Regions from separate parts of the Homo sapiens genome. Here regions 1, 2, 3 and 4 are each linked to region 5. Evidence: chromatin contacts called from ENCODE Hi-C or POLR2A ChIA-PET data. All regions are on one chromosome and are shown on one strand. Each heading gives the region's core, a stretch centred on a gene start or an enhancer-like site at or near the end of the contact. The rest is flanking DNA. Distances are from core to core; before and after follow the strand shown.

Region 1 (4,697 bases), core at 582-3,081, 390 kb after region 5:
TCCCCAAGAGAAGCAAAACTTTTGACATTTCTCTTGGATATATTAGAGTTTCAGACCTCCAACCCACATCTGGAAAGAACATTTCAAACTTAGCTTGATGTTACTTTTAAAAATCAAATGGCCAGCAATGAGATACTTAGTGACTAAGATCTGAATTTGACAGAGTCAACAGAATGTTAGAAATGAAATAAAAGAAGTATTCAAAGTTTATCATCCTCGATGTTTAGAAAGGAACATGGAACAAAAGATGCATTTGCCGCCTCTGCCCTTTAATTCGTGAACACCATACTTCTCTCCTTATGTCACGCCAGGGAAGGGAAAATAAGAATTTTTAAAAAGCTTGCTAAATTCAAATATGACCATTTCATCTAGATTTCTATCAATCCTCCTCCCCAAAATTTCTTTTGATTAAAAAAAAATCAGAACAACAGATTTAAGCCTACAGTAGATTCTACAGACTACACCTAGATTACTCTGCTCTAAGGCCAAGGAAAATGTTTACGATTTCAAGATCCACTCAGAAGCAAATACTGTATCTGCAATGCGTAAGCTTTTCGTTGGCAAGACCAGTCAATAGCAGAGGCATGCAAGGTTTAAAAGGTTAAGTGGATGAAGGTTAAAAGCTAATAATAAATTAGCCAAGAAATACTACTTCCCACCGAGCCATAAAATAATTTCGGTCCTACAATCCTAAAAAACCAGAGAGGTTTCTCGTTTTTGTAGAGAACATCTAACCCTCCACGGTCTAAATGACCGTCAGAAAAACAGCACCAAGGCACCAGGGGTAGCAGAGACGGAGATTTCTAACACTGGGTGAGCCCGCGGTCGCAAATCTCATCGCGATTTCACCTTTGGGTGAAAAGGTGGGAGGGAAGCACTAAGTTTCAGCCTCGGCTCCACTGGAAACAGACAACGTCTGAAGGACTCTGGGAGGAGGCGGAAAGGGGCGAAGTCGTGGTGTCCGCGGTGCAGCAACACAGAATCGGGATCTTGGAAACGGGATGCGGAGGAGTGGGCTCTTATGTAAGCACACACCAAAACTGTGCGTGCACCCCCCGCCTGATGCACATCTGAGCACACGTACACAGAGCATCTCACCCAGGGGTGCAGCCCCAGCCTGCGTGCGCCGCTGAGCAGGGCGGACTGACCCTTCGGCCCGTCTGCACGTTCCCCCAAATCAGCGCAGCCACCACCATGGGCTGCAGTGGGGGCAGCCCAGGCTCAGGAGCCCCGCCCGGGACGGAGCCTGGCTTCCCCGGGACGCCTGCAGCGCGCGCCCACAGTCTCCTGCGCCCTGGCCCCGGCTCCGCGAGCCCGACCCCCAACCCGAACCCCACGCCCTGACCCGGCTCCCTGCGCTCGGACCCGACTCCCCGCATCCCGGCTCGAATCCCGGCATCCGGCCCTACTCCCGCACCCGGACCCGAATCCCCGCACCGGGACCCGAATCCTGCACCCGGACCCGAATCCCGCACCGACCCAGCGGCCCGGCCCAGCCCCGGGGCTTACCTCGCGCGGCCCAGACCCCGCCGCCGCACAGCAGCCCGGCCAGCAGCAGCCGGGCGGCCGGGGCCAGCGCGGGAGCGGGGCGGCGCAGCATCGCCAGCCCGGGGCGGGAGCGGCAGGGAGGCGCGCGGGACGCCGAGCGGAGCTCTCGGAGCTCTCGGGGCTCTAGGGGCCTGGGGCTAGCTGCTCCGCGGCGCGGGGAGCTCCGGGGGTCCAAGGAGGAGCCGCCGCCGCCGCCGCCGTGACGCTGGGCCGCGCGCTCAGGACGCGGCGCCCTCCCCGCCTCAGAGCAGCGTCTTGCTGAAGGCAGCGGCAGCAACTAAGATGGCGGCGGCGCTCTCTCTCGGGTCCGGCGAGGGTACCCGGCCGGGGGCGGGGTGGCGGCGGGAGGGGCGGGGATGGGGAGCGACGCGAGGCGCGCGCGCGGCGGACCCTGGGAGCGCGCGGGCCCGGGAGGGGCGGGGGAGAGGAGCGGAGGGAGCGCGCGCGGCGGACCCGGCAGCGGGCGCGCGCCTCCGAGCCCGTCGGCCCCGCCTGGAGCGCGCGCCCGCGGGGACGCGCCTGGGGTGGGTTCCGAGCGGCCGGGAGGGGCCCGGGGGACTGTATCCCTTTCCCTGGCCGCAGATGGAGAGCCTCAACTCCGCGTCCCTACGCGCGCTCCCGGGCTCCTAAGGCCGGGTGAGCGGTACCCGGGGACCCGCTCCTCCTTCTCCACCCCGAGGACTCATCCTTCCCACCCGCTCCGCCGAGGAGCGCAGACCCCGGCGGAGCAGTGCGGCCCAGGACCCTTGTCACTTCGGGCAGGTCGCGTCGCCCCCCAGAACCTCGGGGTCCTCGTCTCCCCAGTAGAGGTGTTGAGAGGGGTCACGAAAGGGGGTCCAGGAGACGAGGTCAGCGAAACGCGCCTGGTAAACAGTTAAGGGCCGCGCAGCACTACCCACACCGGCTCCCGCCCCGGGACCTGCCCCCGGGGAGTCTGTCCTGAATTCACTGAAGGAATCTATTTGTGACTTTCAAAAGGCGGCTGGTGTGCGCGCTCTTTCTCAGTGACATGGTGCGATGCTGGTTCTTAGAAATGCGGAGGTCCGAATGGATAGAGAGGACAGAGAAGCCCTCCCCCTCTACCGTGGATCCCTACAGGGATCTTGGGGTCCTCCCAATTTCCCAGCGTCCAGCGGCCCCCTCCTCCTCGCCTCTGGACCCCTGGCACCCCCCCGCAGTGGAGGAAAGGCCTGGAACAGCCGTGGATGGGCGTGTGTGCAGGCACTGTACCCTATGAGACACTACTGGCTCCATTTTGCAGATAAGGAAACTAAGTCAGAAAGGTGAAATGACTTCCCCCGTTGGGACAACTATTGTAAAAAGAATCAGCCCTCAAGGACAGGATGTTCGCATTAGGGGGACACCAACAGCAAAAAGTGGAACCCTAAAATGTTCATTTTTCGAGACCGCTGGAGGAGCTATCCATGAATGTCACTGCTCCAGGTGGGGGTGGAGGAGGCTGGCAGCACTGGAGGCTGGGTGGAGACTGGTTTGTGGGGCGCAGAGGACTTATTTAGGAGACTAGTGGGCAAAGAGCCCAAAAACGTAGACTGAGGTCAGATTGGGGGAATGGACTTGATCCTACAGTCAACAGGAAGACCTGGAACGGCTGGGAACAGCGGTGTGATGTGACCTGGGGAAGGCTTCAAAAGCAATCTGGAATCCAACTCCCTGAGCCGTGTTCCCCGTAAGCGTCCTGCACCAAAGCCTACAGATTCCATCTTGTTAATGTCTCTCCTTCCTTCCCCTGCTCCCCCTCCCCTGCGTGGAGGAAGACCGGACTCTCCTTGGCTGGACCCTTCCCAAAGCACCTGCCTGGCCCGGGCAGGCTCCAAGCCACACCCACCACTCCTTCCAGCCAAGGCTTTGAGTCATCCTCTCCCCTGGTGACGGGTGTTGCCATTGCTTCTGCCCCTCCTGGAGTTATAAACTCAGTGAGTGCCTCCCTGCTGCCACCTCGTCAGGTCCAGACATCTCTGCTGGGCTTCCCATCCTCCACCCAGCTGACCTCAGGGCATGCTGTCTGCCACTGTCTCTTCTTATTCATTCCCCTCCCAGGGCCAACATCACACTTCCTCCTCCACCCATACCCAAGCCTCAGGTCCTTACAAGGAGCTTCTGGGCTGTCTCCTTCAGGAAGTCCTCCTGCCAGCCCTCCCTCTCCAGCCCCGAGCTGCTCTAACCAAACAGTTCAGCTTTATAATCTGCTGCCTGTGCTGTCGACTGACTAATCCATCAGTGTCCTTTTCTCCTCCCCACTGTATTCTAGTGGGAAGGACCCAGATGGTCTAGTCAGACGGGACTGGACTTCAGTGCTGGCCTCTGCAAATGCAAACGACCTTGGCCAGGTTATGGAACTTTCAGAATCTCCTCACCTGCGAAATGGAACAATATGTACTTCTTAGAGTTGTGAGAATTAAATGAAATGATGCCACATAGATCTAGAAATACCAGGCTTTATGTGGCAAATAAATGAAAGTGCCACATAGAGCCTGGTGTTTCTAGATACATGAGTTTCTTTTTCCCTTCAAGAAGAAGGCTTCTGTGCTTCTAGTATACCAGCGATCAGAGTAGGTACTCAATAAATAGTGATGAACTCAATGAATTGCTGAGTTAGGTTTTATTATTATGGAGCTCACATCTCAGAGGGTGAAAAAAGATGTACCCTGTAGATTTCCAGGGACCTTCGAGATTTGCAAAACATAAAATCGGAAAGGTATAATCTCAGAACTATGTTTTCAGTCCATAGACTGATGATGCCAAAAGGGGAAATTTAATGTGTTCAGTTCTATTAAAAACACAAACAAAAGCTCTTCAGTGTCTGGAATCCTGATCCCTTTATCTTCTCACCCTTACTGTCCCTTAAAGAAACAGAGATAGGTCAAAAAGATCCAGCGTCAGGTGGGGCAGATAGACGGCTTGGTGAGCTCAGTGCAACCTGCACCTGCTGGGATTTCACCCACATGAGAGTGAGTCCAGCTTGAAAGTCTCGGAAACGGGGGAACCAGTAAACTCAGTTTCTGCTCTGCCTGACAATAGCCTCAGCCACATTGGCACATTTCAAAGGTTTCCCCCATGATGGATTAGTTAATCCTCCAAATGGCCCTGAGACAGGGATCGATTCAGGCTTATGCTATGGTTAGCTGGGA
Region 2 (4,878 bases), core at 1,358-3,857, 420 kb before region 5:
CGCTCTGTCACCCAGGCTGGAGCAGTGCTGTGATCTTGGCTCACTGCAACCTCTGCCTCCTGAGTTCAAGTGATTCTCCTGCCTCAGCCTCCCGAGTAACTGGGATTACAGGCACACGCCACCACACCCGACTAAATTTTGTATTTTTAATAGAGACGGGGTTTCACCACGTGGTCAGGCTGCTCTAGAACTCCTGACCTCAGGTGATCCACCCGCTTTGGCTTCCCAAAGTGCTGGGATTACAGGTGTGAGCCACTGCGTCTGGCTGAGAACTTATACTGGTTTTAAAATTAAAGAAGAAAGTTCTTTCCGAGGGAAACTTTAATTGATTTATGAGCATCACTAACACTGTTCGTCGCCAGGCCTTGCTTTCCCCGCAGGCCCTGGCCTCCTGGTCATTCCCTGAATCCCCCAGCTCTTTCCCACATGGAGCTCTCTGCACTCTCTGGTGGTTAAGGACAAGTCATTGCAGAGAGGGCAGCTTGGAAAAGAAGGAAAAGAGCAAAGATCTTGGCTCTACATGACAGAATGAGCTCCTCACACATTCTTGTACTCATGTGCAATTGCGTTGCTGATATATTTTCCATTTGAAAGGGCTCAGGACAGTGCTGCCGTTCCTGCACAAGCAACAGCAAAGAGGCTGCCTCGGAGACACAGAATGCTGGTTGCTTTTTAGAGATTTTATATCATGACACACCACGTATTTTCATCACTTCCGTAGAACGTGGATAATACATACAGGCTGAGAACACTGCAAATTAAAATGATGTACTTCTTGTTTGGGTGGTCTGCTGTGTTTTAGTCTTACTGAAAAATGATTCGTAGTTTTGTTTTGTTTTTTCTTTTTTGAGACAGGGTCTCACTGTCCCCCAGGCTGGAGTACAATGGTGCGATCATGGCTCACTGCAGCCTTGACCTCCCAGGCTCAGGTGATCCTCCCACCTCAGCTTCCTGAGTAGCTGGGACTACAGGTGCACACCACCACACCCAGAAAACGTTTTGTATTTTTTGTAGAGATGGGGTCTCACCATGTTGTTCAGACTGGTCTTGAGCTCCTGGGCTCAATGGGTCCTCCTGCCTTGGCCTCCCAAAGTGCTAGGATTGCAGGAGTGAGCCACTGTGCTCAGCCTCCTTCTACCTCTCGAATGGGGTGACTTCTGGTCTTTCCTTAACCCACACCTGTTCACCGCCCATAGATGTTTTCTAATGCGGTGGCATCCTTGCATTTACGCATTGAAGCACATATTTTATTGCAAACTGTCCTCCTTGTTTCTCTTTCCCATGACAGCTGGACCATCTATCCGGTTACTTATTTGCATGTGCAGGTGTAGGTAAATGAAGCCATCTGTGACATTCACTTCAGGATGGGGCATTGCAAAGTACTTTTCCAGGCAGGATGCATGCCATCAGTGGGACTCAGAACCAACCACTTGGTGCAGCGGGCCCGGTTCAGTCAGGGGACCTCCCACCCTCCCCATGACTCCCCACCCAGGGGGCAGGAAATGAGGTCAGACCTGGAATAGGAGCACCACCGTCAGCACCAGGCAGGCAGAGCCGCAGATGCCGTAGCCGGCCAGCAGGAGGTGCCGCCGTCCCAGCCGCTCCACAAGGACAGCCTGGAGGGGAAGGGGGACAGTGAGAAGCCGCCTTGGCCTGGCGCCCACGGTTCTTGGGCCGAGCCTCCACTTCCTTTTGTGGGCCCCTCTTAGGTGCCCCTTTCTTTCTTTTGTCTTTCTTTCTTTTTTTTTAAACGGAGTTTTGCTCTTGCTGCCCAGGCTGGAGTGCAGTGGTGCGATCTCAGCTCACTGCAACCTCTGCCTCCCAGGTTCAAGTGATTCTCCTACCTCAGCTCCCAAGTAGCTGGGATTACAGGCACCTGCCACCATGCCCGGCTAAGTTTTGTATTTCTCGTAGAGACGAGGTTTCACCATGTTGGCCAGGCTGGTCTCGAACTCCTGGCCTCAAGTGATCCTCCTGCCTCGGCCTCCCAAAGTGCTGGGATTACAGGCGTGAGCCACCGTGCGTCACCTTTTAGGTGCCCCTTTCTTACCCCTGCTGCCTGCATGTGGGATGCAGGCCGCTGATTTGACATGGGTCAGACATTCATGCTCTTCACCACCACCCTTCCTTGTTCTGGTCATTCATTTCCAGACCTCCTGGATCTTGGCTCCCTGCACCCCTTGCTACCCACTAGAATAACCACATTTTCTAGTTTCTGTGTTTGATGCTTTGACATCTTGGGACCTTTATGGCCCTGGAGGGACTGCCCTTCCCACCCCACTGATAGCAAACAAACCGCTGTCTGGGAGTGAGTGCCTCTTTCATCTGCAAACCAACAATGCAGGCCCACACCCCAGGTCTTCCTTTGCTGAGCTTTCACACGCAAGGCCAGCATCACCTGCCCTAACACCCTGGGGGCCAGGGGCCAGACAGCTGGCACAGCCCCTGTGGTCCCCGACCCTGAGGAAATTATTCACACCAGCTACTCCTAAACCTGCTCGCTCTGCCTCACCCATTCCTTTCTGTGGGAACCACAGTAAAGGTTCATCCTCACACTTCCCCTTCATGCCTCTGCTTCCTGACCAACCCTGGGGCTTCCCCGCAGGCCCGGAATGGCGTGGACCGCACCCTCCTCATGGGATCTGTGAGGAACAAACTGTCTTTCCAGCAGTAGCCACCTCCTGATCTGTTGGCCTCACCATACCTGAATAAGAATAAAACCTACATTTAAAAATAGCCCCTGGGCTGGGCACAGTGGCTCACACCTGTAATCTCAGCGCTTTGGGAGGCCGAGACAGGAGGATTGATTGAGCTCAGGAGTTCGAAACCAGCCGGGTCAACATAGTAAGACCCTGTCTCTATGTTTAAAAAATAAATAAATAAAAAGAATAAGAATAAAAATAGCCCCCTCCTATTCTCTGGGGCTCCACTCGACATTGAGGCCATCTGGAATCTGGGCTCACATCATGCGGGGCCCCTCATCTCTCCACTTTTCCACCTGATGGACTGACCCCTCCACTCAGCCAGCTCCTTCTCCAACAACCAAGCCCAGGCCACACTCCCTGTGATCAGCATTCTTTCGACTTCTTCCTTCCTTTTCTACTTCTTCTTCTTCTTCTTTTTTTTTTTTTTTTTTTTTTTGGTGGAGTCTCACTCTGTCACCCAGGCTGGAGTGCTGTGGTGCAACCGTGGCTCACTGCAACCTCCGCCTCCCGGGTACAAGCAATTCTCCTGCCTCAGTCTCCCGAGTAGCTGGGATTACAGGCATGTGCTATCACGCCCGGCTAATTTTTGTATTTTCAGTACAGATGGGGTTTCACCATGTTGGCCAGGCTGGTCTCGAACTCCTGACGTCAGGTGATCCGCCCGCCTCAACCTCCCAAAGTGCAGGAATTACAGGCATGAGCCACCACACCTGGCTCCTTTTCTACTTCTAATACCATTTCCATTCTACTCCATCCCTAATGGCTGACCAGAGCCGGCCCTGTACAGCCCCTTGACTCATGTTAGCTGACTCATGTCCTCCCAACATCCCAACAGACAGACTATCACTGCCATTCAGGATGGGAGCGAAGTGCACCCCAAAAATCAGGGAAATACTGTCAATTTCCTGCTGTATGCCTGGTTCCCAGATGCTGTTCCTCCAGGGAGAGGGAAAGGGTATTTTTCTGGCTTGGGTTGCTCCAGGTAGGATGATGGTGAAGCAGGTCCTAGTTATGGTCATTTATCCCCAAGGAGGAGGACTCTGAGGATAAAGGATGGATCCTGCCCCAGGGGAAAACTGGGGATGGGGCCACAGAAATCCAGCAGGAGGAAGGGGTTGAGACTTCAGCCTGGGGACCTCTGTCCTCTTCCCTTAATTTTCCTGTCAGCCTCTCCCACTGTTTTCCTTAACTTCTCCCTCCCTGCCCTTCTAAACCTTCTGAGAGTTTACTGGAACTTAAACTAGCTCTGGGGAAAATACAAATAATAGATAACTTTCTTGAAAATGTTTACCATCACTGGCAACTCAAGAAATAGGAATCAAAATAATCAGGAGATAACTTGAAAATGGTCTAGGGAAAGGAATGCCATGATCATCTGACCCTTTTTCATGCAACATATATATCAAAGCGTAAGTAGCTCAGACTTTAAATACTAAACTCTGAAATCATGAAACTGCACCAACAAAAAGGGGTACCTGCATTTGAATACCATGTATTGCAGTCACCATAATGATTTTTACAAAGGAAGAAACTTGGATCTGAAGGTTTTTCTTTGTTGTTGTTGTTGTTTTTGAGACAGAGTCTCACTCTTGTCACCCAGGCTGGAGTGCAGTGGTGCCATCTCCCTGCTCACTGCAATCTCCACCTCCCAAGTTCAAGTGATTCTCCTGACTCGGCCTCCCAAGTAGCTGACATTACAGGTACCCACCACCATGCCCAGCTCATTTTTGTATTTTTTAATAGAGATGGGGTTTCACCATGTTGACCAGGCTGGTCTCAAACTCCTGACCTCAAGTCATCCACCTGCCTCAGTCTCCCAAAGTGCTGGGATTACAAGTGTGTGCCACCACACCTGGCTAATTTTTTTGTATTTTTAGTAGAGACTGGGTTTCATCATGTTGGCCAGGCTGGTCTCAAACTCCCTGACCTCAAGTGATCTGCTCGCCTTGGCCTTCCGAAGTGCTGGGATTACAAGTGTGAGCCGCCGCGCCCGGCCGGCTCTGAAGGAATTTTGAGTTTTCTGGTCAAAGTCATGCAGGTAGTTAGTATGTGTGCATCCTAAAGTCCATGTCCCTTAAATGACCCCAGGACCAGGGCCACCAGCACTCAGTTCACTCTGTGGGGCTCCTGTCTGCCTGGCGGCACCTGGCCAGAGACCCTCCAGCAGGAAGGA
Region 3 (5,178 bases), core at 1,009-3,508, 360 kb before region 5:
CTCTCGCATGTGGCCATCTGAATCATTTCCTTTCGCAATGTGTTACTCAGTTTCAGGGCCTGCCACGTGGGGGTGTTTCCATTCCTTTCTGCAGCTGGACTTGGTGGACGTGGGGAACGTGGCAGTTGTGCCTTTCTCTGGACAGCGGAGGACCTCCCTGGACCCCAAACACCTAAGTCCTCATCACCTCCGTTTCTTTTCTATAAAATGGAGGTGATGACACTTGATTTGTCTAACACTTTCTTAGTTGTAAGACAAACAAGATGACCCAAGCGAAGGGGCTGAGTAGACTCCAAAGCAGTGCCTCTCAGTTGAGGGCTGGGAGTGGATTCTGCCCTCTCGGGGACATCGGTTGTCACTCCTGGGGGAGGGAGCTACTGCGTCTAGAAGGTAGAGCCAGGGACGCGGCTAAACATCTTATAACACACAAGACAGCCCCTACAACGAAGCGTTAGCCAGTGCCAAATGGAAATCACGCGGAGGTGGAGAAACCAGCCTAAAGAATGATTGAAAAGTAGTAACATTTACGATGGCCGGGCGCGGTGGCTCACACCTGTAACCCCAGCACTTTGGGAGGCCGAGGCGGGCGGATCACCTGAGGTCAGGAGTTCTAGACCAGCCTGGCCAACATGGTGAAACCCCATCTCTACTAAAAATACAAAAATTAGCCGGGTGTGGTGGTGCATGCCTGTAATCCCAGCTACTTGGGAGGCTGAGGTGGGAGGATCGCTTGAGCCCAGAAGGTGGAGGTTGCAGTGAACCTTGATCGCACCACTGTACTTCAGCCTGGGTGACAGAGCAAGACTCTGTGTCAAAAAAAAAAAAAAAAAAAAGCGAGAGAGAGAGAAAGAAAAGTAGTAACATTTACGGGGAACTCACTCTGTGCCAGGTACTTTACATGCATTATCTCATTTAATTGCTCCAGCACCCTATGAGGCGGTATGGTTATTACTCCCATTTTACAAATGAGAAAACTGAGGCACTGAAGAGTTAAAGAACTTACCCAAGTCCCACAGCTAGAATAGGATGGAGCAGGAATGAATCCTGGGGGCTTCTACTTCCCAGGCCCACTCTTTTTTTTTTTTTTTTTTTGAGATGAAGTTTCGCTCTTGTTGACCAGGCTGGAGTGCAATGGCGTGATCTCAGCTCATTGCAGCCTCTGTTTCCCAGGTTCAAGTGATTCTCCTGCCTCAGCCTCCTGAGTAGCTGGGATTACAGGCACCTGCCACCACGCCTGGCTAATTTTTGTATTTTTAGTAGAGATGGGGTTTCACCATGTTGGCCAGGCTGGTCTCGAACTGCTGACCTCAGGTGATCCACCCACCTCAGCCTCCCAAGACCCACTCTTAATCTATGTGCTACAGAGCATGTTTCCAGTCTGCCTATGGTGAGGGTCTCACATCCATGCCTGAACAAATGCTGTTTTGCAAAAATGTGCACTATCCTTCCTCCACTCCAAATATAAGCAGATGCTATTGTGATGAATAAATGCAAATTCTTATAAAGTGTTAATAAGTCAGTGTTACTTTTCTGACATTATGCATTTTCCTCAATCAAGGGAATCTAGAAAGTAAACTGCAATTACGTTGCAGGAGTCCATGAAAATCTTTCCTCTCTAAAACAAGGGAGCCTCAGGATCTAAAAGGCAGGAAACCTACGTGACAGATCTGAACTAAATTCAAATCAAGCAACGCCTTTTCTGAGTTTATCTTGCTTTCATGCAGCTCAGCTATGTTACTTGCTGAAAAAATTAACTGCCCTGAAGCCAAAAGCAAAACGAAAGCAGAGCGAAACATCTCACCAACCATAGAAGGATTTTGCAGCTAACATGTTTGGTTCAAGTTGGGACAAATGAATCCTTTGGGTCTCTTCCATTCAGTTACAGATCCTGCTGTTAAAGGCTGTTCCAGTAGAATGATTTCCACAGAGCACTTGTCTCTAAACCTCTCTCCTCCCTATAAAAGACCACCTGCTGGACAAGACTTTCCCCCTCTCCCCACCATAATCCCTCCCAACACAGAGTTCCCTCTGCAACACCAGGAGCCCCCCAGCGACTCTCCAGGAAGGCTGCACAGGCCCTGGCAGCCAAGCCTGCTCTTGGCCCCTTTCCCTGAGCAACACACTCACCCCTTCCTTCATGCTCTGATCCTGTTGCTCCATGCTTGCTCTGGAAGGGCAGAGTGCCGCTCACCTCCTTTTAGCCAAAGTAACGCGTGCACTGAATGGAGAGAGAAGACATTCTGGGTGCACTTTGGCCATGCCAAATAACAGCCAATAGCATTTTTATAGCCAGATTAAGTCAGAATAACCCTTTCAGGAACCTGGTCTTCCTTTCACTTCTGCTTTTAAATGAAACGTCTGGGGTTTGGCTAAGTAAGTGGGTGCCCCCTGGGGACTGCAGGCCCAGCATTGTCCTGATGGAACAGTCTACGGTATTTCCCCATTGCTAAAGTCTCTACCAGTCAGGCTCATGGTGAATGACTGGAAGGGTTATTTCTGTCAGGAACGCATGGCAAACAACAGCTGTCCTCCACCCTACATGACACCAGGTAATCTGAGGGCAACAGATTGGGCCACTAGAGACCTCAAAGATGCTCTCCCTGCCAGGAAAACTACAGTCAAGTGTCTCTTGGTGGAGAGTCAGTTTTGCCCAAGTCACCGTGTAATACTGTTTGGGGAAAGTTTCTCATTTTCTGTTTTTTTTTTTTTTTTTTTTTTTTTTTGAGACGGAGTTTCGCTCTTGTCCCAGGCTGGAGTGCAGTGGCATGATCTCAGCTCACTACAACCTCCGCCTCCCGAGTTCAAGCGATTCTCCTGCTTCCACCTCCTGAGTAGCTGGGATTACAGGCGTGCACTACCACGCTCGGCTAATTTTTATATTTTTAGTAGACACGGGGTTTTGCCATGTTGGCCAGGCTGGTCTCGAACTCCTGACCTCAAGTGATCCACCCTCCTTGGCCTCCCAAAGTGCTGGGATTACAGGCGTGAGCCATCGTGTCCGGCCTCTTATTTTCCATTTTAAGGAGCTCAGAATGACCTAGGGATGTTACTTTCTGTGTATTCATCACTACTGGGAAGGTGGTAAATACCTCGAACCCCTTTCCAGGCAGGGCAGGGAAAATGAGTCACACCTGCTGGTCCGGGTCCGGCCATCTCAAGGCCAGGCCACTGTCAGCCCCCCATGTTTGGCACTCATTCAGCTGCCACAGGGCACACCAGCGCAAGTGGCCAAAATCCAAAGTCTCACAAGTCCCACAGGTTTTCATCTTTACAGAACATACTCCCAGTTCTATTTGCTGTGGCGTAAATCCAGTTACTTTAGTGATTGATTCTGAATCTCATGCATCTTTAAACAAGCAGAGACTGGGAGCCTGTGTTAGGCACTGTTCCTTGCATTAGCAGCAAATCCCCAGGGTTGCTCAGGGTGGGAGACTGTGAGAAGCCTAGCAGCGTGGCCGTCTGTGTGTGTGTGTGTGTTGGGGGGTCGGGGGGGTCCCTATTCACAAGGGAGAACTCAGCATTCCCTTTCACCAGCTACTGCCTGTCTTTTTCTTCTGCGTATCACTGTCCTAGCACACTGACTTGTGACTAACGCATAGCAAGACCAGAGGTTTCCAATTATTTCAAAGATCTAGAAAAAGTTTCCAAAGAAAATGCACTTTAATTGCAGGGGTAGGGTGGGGAGAGGAAATCAACGATGGGGGAGTGAGGAGACGGGTACAGGTGTGCAATCCAACACAAAGAAGAATCCGGCCGGGCGCGGTGGCTCACGCCTGTAATCCCAGCACCTGGGGAAGCCAAGGTGGGTGGATCACCTGAGGTCAGGAGTTCGAGACCAGTCTGACCAACATGGTGAAACCCTGTCTTTACCGAAAATACAAAAATTAGCCAGGCATGGTGGCAGACGCCTGTAATCCCAGCTACTTGGGAGGCTGAGGCAGGAGAATAGCTGGAACCCGGGAGGCGGAGGTTGCAGCGCACCTAGATCACACCACTGCACTCCAGCCTGGGCGACAGAGCGAGACTCATCTCCGTCCCCCATCCTCCCCCCAAAAATAATCGTCCAAAGTTTGTAGTCATCAGTCATGTCAAGTGCATGACACCTGCTTCTATCTAGGCCCAGATCTTCCACTTCTCCCTGCCTTTGGGCGAGGGGGTAACTAAAACCGGGGGTCGCTGGGGGGGACGCGGACACTCCCAGTCCCCGCCTTGACGGCCCAGCCCGGGGAAGCGGGGACAGTGAGCCAGGCCCTCAGGCCCAGAGGGGATCATCCCGGGAGCTGCGGGCCGCAGTACCCGGTTCCTGCCAGTGACAGGGCGTCGCAAGCACAGCCATGGCGTCACCAACGCTCGACCCGTGCTTCCGCCCTGGAGGGAGCCGAGCGCGGGGACGGGGGCGTGGCGGGAGGCCGTCATGACGCCAGGCTGCGGGCCGCTCAGCCAGTCCCTCTGCCTGGCGGGCCTGCGGGCTCCGGGTGGGTCCTGTCCCTGCCCAGGACCCCTCTGCCTCAGCCCGGATCCCCCTCGGCCTCTGCCTCAGCCCGGGTCCCCCTCGGCCTCTGCCTCAGCCCGGGTCCCCCTCAGCCTCGGTCCCCCTCTGCCTCAGCCCAGATCCCCCCCAGCCTCAGCCCGGGTTCCCCTCCGCCTTTGCCCGAGTCCCCCTCAGCCTCACCCGGGTCCCCTTCAGCTTCTGCCAGAGTCCCCCTCAGCCTCGCCCGGGTCCTGCTTCTGGCCAGGGACCCCCCAACCTTCGTGGCGGGCGGACCAGCCTCCAGGCCCCTGCCTCAGGCCGCCATGAGGCCGAGGCCTGCAGGCTCCGCGAGCAGGGCGGGGTGGGAGACTGTGAGAAGCCTAGTGGCTCAAAGATGGAGGAGGGGGATGGCAGCGGTGAGGTGGGACTGGGGGGAGGGGAGTGGTCCTGGCAAACCTGAGGCAAGAGGATCGCTTGAGCCCAGGAATTCGATCATGCCACTGCACTCCAGCCTAGGTGACAGAGCAAGACCCTGTCCCTAGAAATAAAAAAAATTAAAAATTAAAGTTCCATCTGGATGTCCAGAGGTGAACTGATGAGGGGACAAGAGACCGCTGGATTTGGAAGTGGGGAGAAGGAGCAGTGGAAGGTCTTTGCCGTAGCCCAGGTGAAAGAACAATGTGACTTGGACCAGCATGGGGATGGAG
Region 4 (4,942 bases), core at 1,499-3,998, 270 kb before region 5:
CTGATTGGTTTGGGGCTGAGCACAAGACCCAATTCTGGCCAATGAGGTGTGTGAGAAAGTCAGCATGGGCTTTGGGAAAGGCTTCCTCACTCATGAGGAGACCCCGGGAGGAGCCCAATGGGAGAGGAACTGGCAGGCAATGAAGCCAGTGGGGTGAGGGCAGCAGAGCAGAGATACGGAGGGAACCAAAGTCCTTGACATTACTGAGCGCCTGGATGTCACCTGTCCTGAAGCTGCCCTACCTCTGGACTACTTGGTTTATTACTTTTTTTATTTTTGAGACAGTGCATTGCTCTTTTGCCTAGGTTGGAGTGCAGTGGCACAATCCCAGCTCACTGCAGCCTCCACCTCCTGGGGTCAAGCGATTCTCCCACCTCAGCCTCCTGAGTAGCTGGGACCACAGGTGCATGCCACCACACCTGGCTAGTTTTTTTGTTTTGGTTTGGTTTGGTTTGTTTGTAGAGATACCCCACATCTGCCTGTTTGCCCAGGCTGGTCTCGAACTCCTGGGCTCAAGGGATCCTCCTGCTTCAGCCTCCCAAAGTGTTAGGATTATGGGCGTGATCCACTGCACCTAGCCTTAAAAAATGTTTACTGTTCTGATTAAGTCATTTTAAGTAAGGTTTTCTCTTACTTGCAGCTGAAGGAATCCTAACTGGTATATTCCATAGTCTAAGCAACTGTGTCATCATCAATTACCTTGGAATTTTTTTTGTAAAAAAGCAAATCACTTAACAAACAGCATCTCTGTCACAAAGGGTTCGGTAACAGCAAAAACTGCTCCCCTGTCCTGTCCCTGCAAAGAATGCCATGCAACGGGGGTTTCAGACAAGCATTGTATCTGCTCTTACCCCTCCCCTTCCCAGTAAAATGTTTGGGTGATGTTCCATGGCAGGGAAACAGATAGAAGAAGGCACAGCCTGGTTCAAGGAAGAGGGCAAATGCGTTTTCAACGATGCCAAACTGGGCAAAACTAGTCCTAGTTTCAGGTGGGGTGTCCTGGGCTTGTTCTTCACTGAAACAGACCTGGGCTCCTTTTCTTCCTGTCCTCAGGCCAGAAATCCCCCATCAATTTGTCTAAGGGAACCATCACTGGCCAAGATACAGAGGGGGCAAGAACACAGGAGACCGAGTCTTCTTACCAGGAGAGGTGATTTCAAAACTCCAAACAATCTCCAAGTAAAATCCAGCCCCAGTAAGGGCCTGTAGCATAAATTTGAATTTTGGAGGGAGTCCAGCCCTCCACGTGTTTCTCTGATAGGAACTGGGAGAGCTTCCCCCATACAGCCAAGTCCTGTCGCGGAGCAGTCCCCCGACCACCCTGTCTCTGCCCCAACCCCTCCTTATGGAGGCAAACAGGCCACCAAACTACAGCCTCCCACGGTGTTCCATCAGCAGTCACAGGAAAACCCTCATGGCTTCTGGGCTTTGCCTCCCCAATATGCCACCCAGCACCCAGGCTCCATAAGAAATCTGCTTTCAGAATCAAAGACCTGAAAATTAGAAATGCTTTTCTAATGCCGAGGCCAAATTTCCTCCACACAAAACACCACAAATCCCTCTCCAAACAATTCGCGATTGCCCCCCAATCTCAATGGCCTTTTTCTCGGGTTGTAAATGTTCCCTAAAGTTGTCAGTGAATTAAACCAGAAAAAAAAAGAAAGAAAGAAAAAAAAAAAAGAAAGAAAAGGGTGGGTTACCTGCTCTGTGGGCCAAAGAAGGACCTTGGATTGATCGGATGTCAGCTCTGGTCCTGCAGCTTCCCCAGCCTGGCTCCACCTGTCTGACCTGTTGGGCTCGCTGCCGCCTCTGGGCCTGGCACAGCCGCAGGGAGCGGGGCTCGCTGCCAGCACCCAGGCCCCTCCATAGGTGTGCATTCACCTGCCAAGAGGTGCAGGCGCACAAGTGCCCTCCCCTCTCTGCTCCCACCATGTGACCTGCCCCCCAGCCGGACAGGCACTGGAGCATCTCCCTCGGTGTCACTGGAATTTCAAACCTGAAGCTGGCAGAGAGAAAGAAGAAAGGGAAGAAGAAGAGGGGAGGGGGACAGAGGAAAAATCCTGGCCCCCACAACTAACCAACAGTCCTTCCGTGATGTCGTGGAGGTCAGGCCAGGTGGGGCCAGCAGCCCCGTCACGGTGATCGTCAGGGTCAAATTCCAGGGCTGCTCTTTCCCCCTGGGTGGCTATTTTGGGAAAGCAGCTTTTCTCCAGCAGTGGACAGACTAGCTACTATGGACGCTGGAATCCAGAAGACTCAGAGCTCTGCCAGGGCCCAGCACAGGTAAAGGCACGGAGGACAGCCCTGGGAGCAAAGAGACAGTTTGCCCTCAGGTGCCCCTGAACTCCGCTCTGAGCACACACAATCCCACGGGTCCCTCCTGTCCCTACCCTTCAATAAGGATCACCCAGCACTTGGGGTCCTATCTGGCTTGGAAGAGGACGTGGGGCTTGAGGTATTACCCAAGGTGTTGAGGGGGTACAGCTGGAGGGGCAGGTGGCATCAGGTCTAGCGGCAAGGCCACTATTTTCCTGCCCTCCAGGACTGAGAGCCCTTAGCAGCCAGATTTGGCTTCTCTTCCCTTTCACTCCCTGGCCCCTGATGCCCGTCAAGCTCAAGTCGATACTGAACAACTGAGTACACAGCACAGCCTGGGTGTGAGGTCAGACTCTGTGCCTGGGATTGGGGCGGGTCAGGCATCTGACTCTGAGTTTCAACCACTGCTCAAGTTCAATCATGTGCTTCTAAGCTGCCAATCAAGCCAAACCTCTGGGAGTCACTGAAGAATAGAAACCGCAAGGCCAAGAGGAGGGTTGTGGTGCCCTGTGGTCTTGATAACTTGGGTTTTGAATGCAGGGTGGATGTTAAGATATAAAGCCCTTCCTAGGAAACCAGAAGACATCCTCCTAAGGAGGCAACAAAGCAGGGCAAGGCCCAGGAGAGGACCTGTGATGGAATTCAGACAGAGCCCAACCTCCCAGGGTACAGCCTTGTTCACGGGGCGCGGGAGGAGAAGGCTAACTGCTGCTGAGTGTGGCCAGGCAGGTCTTCAGCTACTGACATCAGGGCTGTGTCCACCCCTCAGAGCAGCACTGAGCTTGAAAGTGAAGCCCTGGCCGAGCGCGGTCGCTCACGCCTGTAATCCCAGCACTTTGGGAGGCCGAGGAGGGCAGATCACCTGAGGTGAGGAGTTCAAGACTGGCCTGACCAACATGGAGAAACCCCGTCTCTACTTAAAAAAAAAAAAAAAAAAAAAAACAAAAAAGTGAGGCTCTCTCTCAAAGCCAGCCCTTGCTCTGCTGCCCCAAGAGGGTCCTGCAAACACACGGGCCTTGTCCAAGGGGCCTGATGTGCAGGAGAGGGGCAGGGCCCAGGGCAGTGACCCCGAAGGGCTCCATCCTCGGACCTGACTCCTCCTTGCTCATAAACAACCAGGCCTTTGCCTTCCTCCCACACCAGTCCCCGGGTCAAAGGCCTTAAGAAAATCCCCGGTGCACTAGCCAACTCAGACCGCCCTGGCCCTTAGATCATCCGCTAGTCACTGGGCTGAGACCCAAAGGAGAGGGAAATATTTGGCGATTTCAGGGAACTGAACAGCAAAGGTGTTCACAATCAGACCACCAGCAGGAGTGCGGCACGCCCCTTAAACACTCTAAGGAAGTATTTACCAAGGCTGCTAAAAAAGAAGTTGAGGATTTCTGCCTCTGATTTAGTAGAAAATAATCTTTGAAATTTACATACAAAGTCCCATGATAAGTCATTTGGGATCCCCCAGAGGAGGAAGGCTGCTTGCGGTTAGACTGGGTGAGTCAACGAAACAAACAAATGGGCCCGATGAGGTCAGCTTTTTGGAAAAGGAACAAAGAAAACTGCACCCAAATGAGAGGCAGCTTACAATGGTGAAGCAGTGGTCACAGAAAATCCATTTCCAAAGCCTCTAATCCAGCAGTTTGGGGGATGATTTTGTCACCCAGGGGACATTTGGCAATATCTAAAGACATTTTTGGGGCCGGGTGTGGTGGCTCATGCCTGTAATCCCAGCACTTTGGGAGGCCGAGGCGGGCAGATCACTTGAGGTCAGGAGTTCGAGACCAGCCTGGCCAACATGACAAGACCCTATCTCCACTAAAAATGCAAAACTTAACTGGGCATGGTGGCACACACCTGTAATCCCAACTACTTGGGAGGCTGAAGCAGGAGAATCACTTGAGACTGGGAGGTGGAGGTTGCAGTGAGCCAAGATCGCATCACTGCACTCCAGCCTGGGTGACAGAGCAAGACTCTGTCTCAAAAAAAAAAAGAAGAAAAAAACCCAGACGTTTTTGATTATCACAATTGAAGGGTAGGGAGTGCTCCTGGCTTCTAGTGGGTAGAAGCCAGGAATGCCGCTAAACATCCTACAGTGCACAGGGCAGCCCCCACCACAAAAAATCATCTGGCCCCAAATGTCTGTAGCACTGCCACTGAAAAACTGTTCTCATCCACCGAGAACTCTCTCTCTCTTCCTTGCAAGTCCTGGGCAAAAGGTTGTTTTTAGTAGCCCAGAGGGCCATGGTGGTGACAGCTCCTCCCTGGGTGATGCCAGGCTTCAGGGGGTCAGCATCTTTGGAGGGTCCTCTAGGCATAGACCCCAGCTTGGGCAAGCCACTTGGCTGCCCCTGCATGGGTGACCCTGCCTGACTGCCCCTGGCTGCAACAGCCCCTTGCCGAGGCTTCTAGACCCTCAGAACCTCCCCCCTGCTGCTCTGGCTCTCAAGGTCCCACAGTAAAGCCACAGGAATGAGAAGGAGCGATGACAGTTCTCATCATCCCGTCATCGTCACAGCAGACTGGTAGGTGCTTTACAGGTGACAATGAGCTTTCACATTCGTTGTCTCACCTGAATACATAAAAGCCTCACCCACTGTTAAAACAATCTGAGTTCTTGACCTGCCAGACCAGT
Region 5 (4,882 bases), core at 797-3,296:
CTCTGTCAACCAGGCTGGAGTGCAACGGCGAGGTCTCGGCTCACTGCAACCTCTGCCTCCCAGGTTCAAGCGATTCTCCTGCCTTAGCCTCCCAAGTAGCTGGGATTACAGGCACGTGCCACCATGCCCGGCTATTTTTTTTGTATTTTTAATAGAGACAGGGTTTCGCCATGTTGATCAGGCTGGTCTTGAACTCCTGACCTCAGGTGATCCACCTGCTTCGGCCTCCCAAAGTGCTGGAATTACAGGCATGAACCACCGTGCCCAGTAGCCATGCAAAGTGCTTTGCTTATATTATTAACTCATTTAATCTTCATAGACAAACAGCTTTTAAAAAAAGCTGTTTTTAAAACAATTTGAGGAGCATCTGTGGATGAATGCTGAGGCCATGTGCCGGTCAGGGGGCAGTCTTCCCATTAGTGGTGGTGTTCTCTGCGTAAGGAGAAAACAGGGTTTTTAATTTTTCATTTTTCTGAAGGGAAGAATCATAAGGAAGTGGAAACAAAAGACTCCCCAAACCATAGCATGAGGTTTAACTCTCATGATACCTTAAGGAAGTAGGCATTATTATGCCCATTTCTATGAATCATGAAATAGATGTGCAGGAGGGTTCAGAAGTCACCCCAGCTCATACAGCGCCTAAGGAGCAGGGCCAAGGTTCAATTCAAACCGAATCCCAGCCTCATGCTAGATCTTAGTTCACACTTCATTCTTTCAATGAGCATTTATAATCTAAACTGTACCTAGCAAACAGGTGGGACTTCAATGTTTCTTGAATTAACCACCTAAATGTGCCATGATGTCAGAGACAGATGTCATCCTCACTGTAGCCCCCAGGTTCAGCACAGTATCCAGGAAAGAATGGGTGCTTGTAGTCCCAGCTACTCGGGAGGCTGAGGCAGGAGAATTGCTTGAACCCGGGAGGCAGAGGTTGCAGTGAGCCGAGATCTCGCCATTGCACTCCAGCCTGGTTGACAGAGCAAGACTCTGTCTCAAAAAAAAAAAAAAAAAAAAAAAGCATAGGTGCTTAATCAATGTCAGCCAATGAATACGTAAAGGAATTCTAAGTTTTAGAACAGTGATACTTTATTTTTCTTTGTTTGTTTGTTTGTTTTTGTTTCTTTTGAGCCGGAGTCTCACCGTCGGTCAGGCTGAAGTCCAGTGGTGCCAGCTCGACTCACTGCAACCTCCACCTCCCGGGTTCAAGCGATTCTCCTGCCTCAGCCTCCGGAGCAGCTGGGATTACAGGCGTGCACCACCACGCCTGGCTAATTTTTGTATTTTTAGTAGAGACGGGGTTTCACCATGTTGGCCAGGCTGGCCTCAAGTGATCCGCCCAACTCGGCCTCCCACAGTGCTGGGGTAACAGGTGTGAGCCACCACGCCTGGCCGATACTTCATTTTTCTGGAGGTCATTTACTTAGTAAGGCCAACTGGATCCTGGCTAAAAATGTGAAAGAAGACAGAAAGAGTCACGAGCAGTGAACAAAAGTCACGGGTCCTAGCACGTAAAAGCTCAAGTACTTGATTCAAAGCCGAAATTCTCAGGTCCTCAGTTGTAGCCTGGTTACCCTTACAAACACCAGTGCTAAAGAGCACGGTTACTAATCTTTCCAGGACACAAGATTTGAAAGCATCTGTTTCGAAGGGAGATGACCTGCTAGAGGAAGCTTGCGGGCAACAGCAAATTGGGAGTTCGACTAGCACTTTCAGACTGGGATGCAACGAAGAACTCGCCAGCAGAGGTAAGAGATGGGCAAGATGAAGAGAATGAACTCTGATTCTCGGATATCTGCCCGCAAGGTGGCTCCGAGAAAGCCAGCGGGAAACTGCAGCATCGCGGAGGACTTCTCTAGTTCAGGTTAAAGAGACAGCAGCCAGAGGGAGCCGACCTCAAACCCAACTCCCGACAGCAACCTTGAGGCCACCCGAGGTGGCGCATGCGCAGTGTGCGAGGTAGTGCTCTTCCTACCTGCCGACCTGCGGAGCCTTCTTACTGAGCAGGGCTTACGTCACGCAAGCGCCGCGGGTGTGTGACGTCATCTGAGAGCGCCACGCGCGGTCCCGAAAACCTGAGCACCCTCTGGCTAAGGCGTTGCTGTAGAGACGGTGCGCCAGCCCCGCCCCCGAGGCGGGATTGGAGGAAAACTGGACAGCTGACAAGGGTGACGTTTCGAAAGCGCGCGGGAGGCCGTGCTGGGACGCAGAGCCCGAAAACCTATTTGAGGGGCGTCTTGACCGAAGGTGCTAAATATCACATGTCCCCATTAAAGTAAAAATGCAAACTGCCCTAATCGGATTTCGTGTAAGGCAGGAGGGCTGGGAAGACTTAAATGTATCACTTCAGTAGTTTAGGGGTGGGAAGAAGAGTTTGGACCAGACTGGTGCCGGGATAACCTGACCTTTTTGAGCCTTAACTTCTTCTCGAAGGGATCGTTCCCATCAGCATATAAACATGTAATTTCCCCCTTCCTGAGAACCCTGTGGTGGCTCCAGCTCCCACCCCATCCCTTCGCTTTCTGAATACCGTAACTCCTTGGAAGAGTGTATATATTCTTTGTCCAGCTCTCTCCTCCCACTCTGTTGAACTCCCTCCAGCCAAACTCAGTCTCTCCCAAGTCCTCCTCTTACCTGCTCTATCAGCAATTTTTGATACAGTTTATCACCCTCTCCTCCGCAAAACTTTCTTCACTTGGCTTTTGGCAGTGCACACGCTTGTTTTTCTCCTCCATCCCTGCCCCACCTTCTCTGTTTCTTTTGCTAGCCTCTCCTCTTTTTCCTGACCTCTAAATGTATCAGTACCCCCAGCACTGGCTCCTTGGACTTCTCTTTCTTTTCGCTTAATCTCTTGATGATTTCATCGGGTTTCATGGCTTTAAAGACTATGTGCTGATGACTCCCCTCCTTATAGCTCCAGCCTGGAATTCATCCTCAAGAAAAATCCTTCTGGCTTCTCAGGCTGTAAACTTAGAGTTCTTCATCCCGTGTCAAATCTGTCAGCAGATCCTATTGGCTTTTCTTTTTTCCCCAGAATCCGGTATCCACTAACAGCATCTTAGACCAAGCCCCCATCTCTCACCTGGATTATTGTAATTGCCTAGCTGGTCCTTCCTCTGCTCCCACCCCGTCAGTCTGTGTTTACATAACAACCTCAGTAATTCTGTTAAAAGTCATATCATGTGCCTCCTCTGTGCAAAAACTACCAGGCCTCCTGTCTCAGAGTAAAAGCCAAACCTTTACCATGGCTAGAAGTGTTCCACACGGCCAGGCCTCTGTTCTAGACCTTTCCTTTCTTGTCTCCGTTCTCACTTAACACCAGCCACAGTGGCCATTCTGCCAGGCTTGCTTCTGCCTCTGGGATCCTGAACTTGCCTTTACCTCTGCCTGGAACTTGTCCTCAGTTATCCCCAGGGCTCTCTCCCTTACCTCCTCCAAGACTTGGCTCAAATGTTCCTCACTGAGAAAGGCTTTCACCAACCTCCTGGTTTTAAATTGCAAATCAGACTCCCCCAAGCCCGCATTCCCATTCCCTTCCTTTTGCTCCATTGCATTTAATGTATCACCTTCTAATAAACCGTTTAATTTAGTTCTTTATCTTATTTGATGTCCCTCTCCGCATGAAGACAGGAATTTGTTTCATCATTGCTCCATCCCCAATTCTGAGACAGAGTGCGTGGCACATGATAGGTGCTCAGTACAGGTCTGTGGAGAGAATGGGTGCATTGCAGAATCCAAGGGTTAAGGCATGGTTAGGAGCTAGAGCTTTAGAGGCTTGGGTTCCAGACTCCCTTTACCACTTAGCTGCTTTGTGGCTTTTTTTTTTTTTTTTTTTTGAGATGGAGTCTCACTCTGTGGCCTAGGCTGGAATGCAGTGGCCCCATGTGGGCTCACTGCAACCTCCGCCTCCCGGGTTCAAGAGATTCTCCTGCCTCAGCCTCCCAAGTAGCTGGGACTACAGGCGCCCACCACCACACCTGGCTAATTTTTGTATTTTTAGTAGAGACGGGGTTTTGCTATGTTGGCCAGGCTGGTCTTGAACCCCTGGTCTCAGGTGGTTCATCTGCTTTGGCCTCTCAAAGTGCTGGGATTCTTTGGGAAGCCGAGGCAAGTGGATCACCTGCGGTCAGGAGTTCGAGACCACCCTGGCTAATGTGGTGAAACCTCGTCTCTACTAAAAATACTAAAATTAATCGGGCGTGGTGGCGGGCACCTATATAGTACCAGCTATCCAGGAGGCTGAGGCAGGAGAGTTGCTTGAACCTGGGAGGCAGAGGTTGCAGATCACACCACTGCACTCCAGCCTGGGCAACAGAACGAGATTCCGTCTCAAAAAAAAAAAAAAAAAAAAAAAGGGCTGGGATTACAGGTGTGAGCCACCGCACCTGGCCATACTTTGTGGTCTTTAAGACATTTATTTAACCTTCCTGAGCCTCAGTTTCCTCATTTCTATTGTGGACAAAATAATACCTAAGGCTTTCGTTTGACAATATTGAACACCCCTAGATGACCAGCAAACATAGCATAGCTCCTGGAGATGCAATGGAGAACCTGAATGTCCCCTCGCTCCCCTGGAGTCTGTATGCTGAGAAAGGGGCTATAGACAGTAGTCATGCAGTCACCCAAATAAGACATTCTTCATAAATTGTGATAAGTGATGAAGGAAAAGCAGATCATGCTGAAGAGGCAGGCTGGGAAAGAACTTCCCTGAGAGGGCGACTTCACTGTCCAAGTCCGCTTAGGCTGCCATAACAAAATGCCACAGATGGAGGGATTTAAACAGCAGATGTTTGTTTTCTCATGGTTCTGGGGGGCAGAAATCCAGGCTGAAGGTGTCAGCAGGTTTGGTTTCTCCCTTAGCCTCTCTTCTTGACTTGCAGATAAC

Evidence for each region. Hi-C counts contacts between places; a loop is a spot of excess contacts on that map. ChIA-PET counts read pairs that join two places held with the same protein, here RNA polymerase II (POLR2A). Pooled maps may share reads with other maps.
Region 1: a loop to region 5 is called in a map of dorsolateral prefrontal cortex, with 3 times the contacts of the local background. The contact joins the promoter of CLSTN1 here to the promoter of LINC02606 in region 5. A Hi-C loop is called at or near these places in 1 of 168 maps with a recorded cell type or tissue (dorsolateral prefrontal cortex), 1 of 37 single-sample maps with no recorded cell type and 9 of 50 pooled maps. POLR2A ChIA-PET finds 5 or more read pairs at or near these places in 1 of 52 experiments (PC-9).
Region 2: a loop to region 5 is called in a pooled map, with 5 times the contacts of the local background. The contact joins the enhancer-like site here to the promoter of LINC02606 in region 5. A Hi-C loop is called at or near these places in 2 of 37 single-sample maps with no recorded cell type and 4 of 50 pooled maps.
Region 3: a map of gastrocnemius medialis shows a loop between it and region 5 (1.8-fold over the local background). The contact joins the promoter of SLC2A5 here to the promoter of LINC02606 in region 5. A Hi-C loop is called at or near these places in 2 of 168 maps with a recorded cell type or tissue (GM12878 and gastrocnemius medialis), 23 of 37 single-sample maps with no recorded cell type and 5 of 50 pooled maps. POLR2A ChIA-PET finds 5 or more read pairs at or near these places in 2 of 52 experiments (OCI-LY7 and activated B cell).
Region 4: a pooled map shows a loop between it and region 5 (4-fold over the local background). The contact joins the enhancer-like site here to the promoter of LINC02606 in region 5. A Hi-C loop is called at or near these places in 5 of 37 single-sample maps with no recorded cell type and 4 of 50 pooled maps. POLR2A ChIA-PET finds 5 or more read pairs at or near these places in 3 of 52 experiments (WTC11 and activated T-cell).

What each region holds. Positions count from the first base shown.
Region 1 is chr1:9,822,134-9,826,830 of GRCh38, forward strand. CLSTN1 (calsyntenin 1) reads right to left here and starts at 1,832. Exons shown (of 19, transcript NM_001009566.3): 1 at 1,510-1,832. The coding sequence starts at 1,600. RefSeq lists silencers at 1,554-1,633, 1,644-1,793, 1,964-2,013, 2,034-2,093 and enhancers at 1,706-2,422, 3,483-3,542.
Region 2 is chr1:9,008,629-9,013,506 of GRCh38, forward strand. SLC2A7 (solute carrier family 2 member 7) reads right to left here. Exons shown (of 12, transcript NM_207420.3): 9 at 1,515-1,616. Among named protein-coding and RNA genes, the nearest start is that of SLC2A7, 15 kb to the right of the region's middle. RefSeq lists an enhancer at 1-130 and a silencer at 2,387-2,446. Within about 2 kb of position 2,608, at least 5 of the 41 ENCODE cell types and tissues checked have a DNase peak (open chromatin) inside an H3K27ac peak, as active enhancers do.
Region 3 is chr1:9,067,377-9,072,554 of GRCh38, forward strand. It overlaps SLC2A5 (solute carrier family 2 member 5), which reads right to left and starts at 2,259. Exons shown (of 12, transcript NM_003039.3): 1 at 2,128-2,259. The coding sequence starts at 2,160.
Region 4 is chr1:9,160,307-9,165,248 of GRCh38, forward strand. All of the region lies in intron 1 of MIR34AHG (MIR34A host gene), which reads right to left. Among named protein-coding and RNA genes, the nearest start is that of MIR34A, 11 kb to the left of the region's middle. RefSeq lists silencers at 2,399-2,468, 2,619-2,688, 4,459-4,508 and an enhancer at 3,619-3,948. Within about 2 kb of position 2,749, at least 31 of the 41 ENCODE cell types and tissues checked have a DNase peak (open chromatin) inside an H3K27ac peak, as active enhancers do.
Region 5 is chr1:9,426,950-9,431,831 of GRCh38, forward strand. LINC02606 (long intergenic non-protein coding RNA 2606) reads right to left here and starts at 2,047. Exons shown (of 2, transcript NR_104622.2): 1 at 1,973-2,047; 2 at 1-432. RefSeq lists enhancers at 780-1,414, 1,913-2,142, 2,203-2,292.